Linked DNA regions of Homo sapiens: region 2 is linked to region 1. A link is a contact called in ENCODE Hi-C or POLR2A ChIA-PET data. All regions are on one chromosome and are shown on one strand. The core of a region is the stretch at or near the end of the contact, and the rest is flanking DNA. Distances in the headings are between cores, read along the strand shown. Region 1 holds the start of CYYR1-AS1 (CYYR1 antisense RNA 1). Region 2 overlaps CYYR1-AS1 (CYYR1 antisense RNA 1).

What was found. A loop is a pair of places that touch in the nucleus more often than their neighbours do. ChIA-PET counts read pairs that join two places held with the same protein, here RNA polymerase II (POLR2A).
Region 2: a loop to region 1 is called in a map of mammary epithelial cell, with 2.0 times the contacts of the local background. The contact joins the enhancer-like site here to the promoter of CYYR1-AS1 in region 1. A Hi-C loop is called at or near these places in 3 of 168 maps with a recorded cell type or tissue (Right ventricle myocardium inferior, endothelial cell of hepatic sinusoid and mammary epithelial cell). POLR2A ChIA-PET finds 5 or more read pairs at or near these places in 3 of 52 experiments (MCF 10A, T-cell and activated T-cell).

What each region holds. Positions count from the first base shown.
Region 1 is chr21:26,404,541-26,407,448 of GRCh38, reverse strand. It overlaps CYYR1-AS1 (CYYR1 antisense RNA 1), which reads right to left and starts at 1,506. Exons shown (of 4, transcript NR_135515.1): 1 at 1,321-1,506.
Region 2 is chr21:26,447,914-26,451,056 of GRCh38, reverse strand. All of the region lies in intron 1 of CYYR1-AS1 (CYYR1 antisense RNA 1), which reads right to left. Among named protein-coding and RNA genes, the nearest start is that of CYYR1-AS1, 44 kb to the right of the region's middle. Within about 2 kb of position 1,821, at least 4 of the 41 ENCODE cell types and tissues checked have a DNase peak (open chromatin) inside an H3K27ac peak, as active enhancers do; they include mammary epithelial cell, where a contact is called at or near this core.

The sequences.
Region 1 (2,908 bases), core at 257-2,756:
ATTTCGTCCTTGGGATAGTTTGCTGAGAATGATGATTTCCAGCTTCATCCATGTCCCTACAAAGGACATGAACTCATCCTTTTTTATGGCTGCATAGTATTTCATGGTGTATATGTGCCACATTTTCTTAATCCAGTCTATCATTGTTGGACATTTGGGTTGGTTCCAAGTCTTTGCTATTGTGAATAGTGCCGCAATAAACATACGTGTGCATGTATACGTATGTAACAAACCTGCACATTGTGCACATGTACCCTAAAACTTAAAGTATAATAATAATAAAATTTAAAAAAAAAGAACCCTTTGATGAGATAACCTAGGGCCTTCACTTAACCTGGACCACCAGTGAATATGAGTCATTTGTTTCAACCCTAAGCCATTTTAATATAGAGACAGATGAAACTATAGAAAATGTGCTGCCTGCCCAGAGAAGCAGAAACAATAGGCTTGCTCGCTTTTCAGGGTATTAACCTTGAGGAGAGAAAACTGGCTCTGAGGACAGAGGAAGGAAGCAAGAGCTTCCCAGGCATTAAAAAGATTAAGGGAAATAGTACTGGACTGGAGCAGAGAGGAAATTATTTGCCTGTCTCAGAGAGGACATTTCTGTTGTTATTGCCCCTATAAACTATCTTCACCCTCAGCCCTAAACCGGGTAGGGCTGATAGGATTTGTGGAGGTAATATATCAAATTAGTCTTGCTAAGAAAACTCCAGGGGAAGGCCTGGGGCCAAGGATTGCCCTGAAATTTATCTAAGTGACAGGACACTCAAAGCAGCAAATGGAGTGCTTGCTTGCCCCTGTGGACATCACAGCCAAAACTATGCTCATTAGAGGAAGGTCTCTACCTTAGTTCCAGGGAAGAATAAAGGATCCCCAGGGTTAACCAATGACCACCTAAAATCCTTATAAACCAGGCTTGAACTTAGGTGAAAATGAAAGAAAAATGTCTTGTCATGAACACAATCAGAAGTTCAGAAATTTCCAGCAATGTTAGGAGAAAATATGAGAGCTGTAAGGTTGCACATCTGCCCTATTCGTCGTATTGCAAATGATCAAGATTACACAAATATTACAAAAGCAAGGAAGCTGTCTACTTAGTTGTAAGGGGAGAAGGCGTGGAAAGACATTCAGCCGCTGGGCAAATGCTGAGAATGTCTGAGGGTCCTTCAGGAGCCCTTCTCCAGCCTGTGCAGCCACCCATTTATCACCCTAAGGGCGCAGAGGCATGAATAACGCCGAGCAAAGCCACAGACACACCCACCCACTCTCTGTGTAACACAGTCAGCTTTACCACACCACAGCCAAACACATTCTACTTGCTTATACAACAGCTCTTCGGGGTTCATAGCATGCTCATCGTCTTCACATGAAACAAAAACAGCCCTTTGTGCTCCCCACTGCCCACCAATTATTTCAGTCTCTGGTTGTGTTCCCCAGGGAACAGACTCTAAAGCAGAGTGTGGCATGCAGACACTCTGCTGAGAAGAGCCCTTGGGTTCGACACCTAAGGGAGGGAGAAAAAGGGAGCAGGATGTAGCAGAAAAATGCTGAGTCATGATGCTGACTCAACGACAGCTTCAACCAACTCCAGGACTAGCTCTGAAGTCCTGCCCCTTCAGTGTTGTCCTGAGTTGGGCCAGGATGGCCAGGATTTTATATCTTCACTGAGCAGTCCCTGGATCTGGACCACTCCAGAAATGGGTGCACCCTTGGGCAAGGCAGCTCACTGTAGCTCAGGCAGTGCCTGAGAAGCTGATGGCTGAAGGCTGGTGCCAACAACACTCACAACAGCTGGGACAACAAGTCTTTCCTTAAAGGGGGGATATGGACCACACAGCACAGTGTCTGCCACATGTTCTACATGCATTTTCTAAATATTCATGAAACTTCAGAAAAACGTACGTGGAACTGAAGTTTGAACTTCCCAACCTTTTTCAATGCAGAAACCATAACAGGAAAATAAACATTTCTAAGTGTGAAAAATGCTTTAATACCGAGCACCCTGAAGAATTAAAGTAACAACAGCCTCTAGTATTGCAATGCTGGAACAAAGATAGAAAAGTTCCTCTGTTTTAAAACAGCCTCTCCCCTCTGTCTCCTTGTGAGAAAGGTTTATGAGTTTCAATCAGTCAGTGACTCCTTGCTGAGGGCCTGCTATGTGCTCAGCATTCCACTAGATCCAGCTAGGCAGGATGCCAGAGAAATACATAACGTGGTCTCTAACTGAGGATGGTATTGTCTAGATGGGAAGGAAAATAAAACACCCGAGAGCATAGGAGAGCATCTTTTTGCTCAGTTGCCTGCTCCCAGGAGGTTTAGGTATCGTGGTCTAGCAAAAAGAGCACAGGAAACTCAGTTCAGACCCTGATTTCTTTACTTAATTACTGTATGAAGTTGGTCACTTTATTGATGTGAGGTTGTTCTAACACCTATGTCTCTGAGGATCAGTTTCCTCATCTTTAAACTGGATCTACTATACCTAGCTTACAGATATGAAAATTAAACGAGGCAAGGGTTGTAAACATGCATTGTACATCTTAAGGAACAATGCACATGTTTGCTGCTTTCTTCATACCCAACTCTCAGGGTGTCGGAGAAGAGAGAGAAAAACTGATGAGAGTTGGAGAAGTCAGAGATTTTAGAATAGGGTTCTTTCGGCAAGGCCTTGAGGTCTTGAGCCTTTCAGCAAGGCCTGCAAGCTGGTAATGTTCTGCCTACCCAACATGCTCATAGTCCCTGTGGCCTGTCCTGCACAATGTTAAATTTGTGTTTACTTTGAATTCCTTCAGGAGGGGCACATCATCCCTACTGTCTGTCTGCACAGCCCAGTGAGCAGAGAGCAGCAGGAACAGAGCTTGGGGCGAAAGAGTTTATGTTCTTGAACCTGCTGCAGCCCAGGAGAAACACA
Region 2 (3,143 bases), core at 572-3,071, 43 kb before region 1:
AAGGAGAGAGAATCACAAGGGGTAGATGCTTCCAAAGGAAATAGTTATAGGTGTTGATATGTCTTTTGCTACAATTTACTCAGAAAAAGCTTCCTTGGACAGAAAAACGTTAAAAGTCTAGTGTGTCATTTAGCCTAGGCTGGATCTCACTCCACCAGAGGAGAAGGCCAGATGCCGGCTGGAGTCACTATATCTTAAATGAAAGCTATCAGCCTAGTTTTTGGATGCCATCTCACATCAAACTCAGGACCAAACTGTGCTTCACTTGGGCTCTGGCATCTAAAAAGTACATGGAGAAAAAGGATTCAAAAATAACTCCATCAGAAGAAACATGGCAAAGCCAGGCTAAGGTTCTTCTTTGTTGCTGAATGTGATAAAAAATAATGCAATACATTAAACGCCATCCCCACTCTTTATTCAAATTTCTATGGGAGAAACTTATACCAAAGTCAGTTCAGTTAAAGTGCTGATGCTATTCTCATAAGACATATTGATACCGTCTTATTTGTCAATAACTAGACAAATAATTCACTCTCTCATCTTTATCCAGACTCTCTGACAACTTTCTATAATGGGTTAAACCAATTTCTACTGGAAAAACATTTAATTTTATGATCATTGCTTCAGAAAACACAATCACAAATTTCTACAATCAAACTAAATCAATTCAAGACCTCAAAACTTTTGACAGCCTTCTTAATATATTGAAAATCTATTTTAAAATATAGGTGTCTAGTGAAGACATGAGGATCAGGTGCACTCAGGCCATAGTAGAATGTAAATTGGGCGGCTCTTCCTGGAGAGCAGCTTGGTAACATACACCAAATTGCAAGATGTGCATAATCTTTTAATTCCATGCTCCCACTTTGAGAAAATTGTCTACAAGAAATAATGGTACAAATATGCAAAGATGTGTGCATGAGAATCATAACGGCTATGTCAAATATGACATAAGACAAAATCAACATAATCATGCATCCATAAGGATCAACTCATAATGATCATGCATTCAGTGAAATACGATACGGCTGCCACAAGTGAATCACGCAAAACTACTTTATGTCCACTTATATTAAGTAGAAAAAAAGAGGATTTATAGCGTGCTCCCATTTTGCGTTTAACAGCAATTCCATCTATATATAAAATCCAGAATACTTTTATCTCTGGGTTGTTGGATGAAAGGGTACTATTATGTGTGTTTTGAAATTTTTATTGCTTTCTGAATAAACAGTCCATTAAATTTTATAATCAGAAATCAATAGTTATTTAAAAGACATTAATTTACTCTAGGTAAATTAATATAAAATATTTATTTTCACGTATTTTAAGGGGAAATCTTGATTGGGGGAGTTTCAGAAAATTGGTAATTCTTAATGACAGGCATAAGCAGAGGAGGATTTTTTTCAGATTGAAACAAAACAGAATTCTGTGAAATCCACGGAACCCACAAGAAAATATTTAAATGCTCATAACCCCACAAATAAGGATTTAGGCTGTGATCTACGGTACTGTGCAGTAAATTCCTCAGTATCTCTAAATCTGTGAAGGAGCATGAGCAGCCTGCCAATGAACGACTGAAGTATCAGGAGGACCAGTTCCAAGCACCGTCTGCCTATCATTGACTCTATTATGTGCAATTTGACAAAGCTTTTGTTATCCTCTCCGCTGGAGCTATTTTTACATTGTAAGTTTGTGTAGCAATTTCTCTCTGGGTACTTTTCCATTGATTCTCACAACAAGCCCTTCTAAAAAGGAAACGCAAGCCAGATATGTTTCAACATGTGTTCAGTGGTAAGGAATGCTCAGTCATTTTAGAAGAGGGATGATGTGTGGAACAGGGAAACAACTCTCATTTGTCTATTAAAGACAACAAACTAAAAGGGAGTAATCTGACTTTCTGCTCAAGGACTCCACTGTGAATAGAGAGGCACAATAAATACAGGTTCTTCTAGCTTGTCTGAAAAGGTGATAGTAAAATGAGTTAATATAAATAATAAAATTAATACAGAGTAAGACGATAAAATGTAATAGAAAGTTTAACAGACTCTGGAGGCCCCTTGCCACGTCAGACTTAGTCCTGGAGTTTCTGCATAGTTGGGAGGTGGAAAATGGTCCCTGGGGAGGAGCCAGGGTAGAGTAGGAGAAGAATCTGGAGGACTGAGTATAGCACCTAACTGGTAAATGGTAAGAAATTATTCTCATATTTCAACAGGGGTACAGCCCCTCATTCCCAGGGTACGTCATCGATTTTTGCAGCTGATACTGAGACTAGAAAGCATGCCTTAAGTCAATGTTTCTCAGTGTATATTCCTTTAAGCTAGTGATTCTAAAATGTGTGTGTTTTGCTTTCCAAAGGATGTTTGGCGATGTCCAGGGGGCATTTCTGGTTGTCTCAACTTGGGGAGAAAATATCAGCGTCTAGCCGGTAGACATGAGAATCCTGCTAAAGATCCGACAGCTCCCACAATAAAAAATAATCTGGCCCAAAATGTCAATAGGGTCAAGCTGACAAACACTGCCTTAAGCATTATATATACAGTTACAATAAATTCTTCTAATTATTTTTCTTGACTGAATTTATTGATATTTCAATGACCAGAATAAATATTCTAATCCAAGAGGACACAACACAAAAATAACTTGGACACTGCTAATATCTATGCTTGTCATAATGTGAACTATATTCTTTTTGCTCTTGATAAAACACAGGAAACCTCAGGCTAACATCCTCAGATTAGTTCAGACATGCCATTGAAGAATTATGTTCTATTTGCAAAGTCAAAAATGCCATGCATGGATTCTTTCAGAAAGTCTTCACGTTCACAAAACATAGTAGTAAGTTATTTCCTGCAGAGGTCTTAGAAGATTAGACTGCTAACATGAACGTGTGAGATGAGTAAATTTTTTCACATGTAAAATTCCTGAGACAAGATGCTTAAAATTCCTGGGACAAGATGCTTTAGAAACCTTGACCTAAAGGCCATTGGTTCTTTGAATCCACTTCAGCGATTTGAATGTGTGTGTGTGTGTGGTGTGTGTACCAACAATCACAGATGTGACATTGCTGAAACATAGGTTTGCAAATGTGCAATGTGGCACCATTAGAGAGAAGCTTCCATCTATACTAAAAAGAGGAAGGCTCA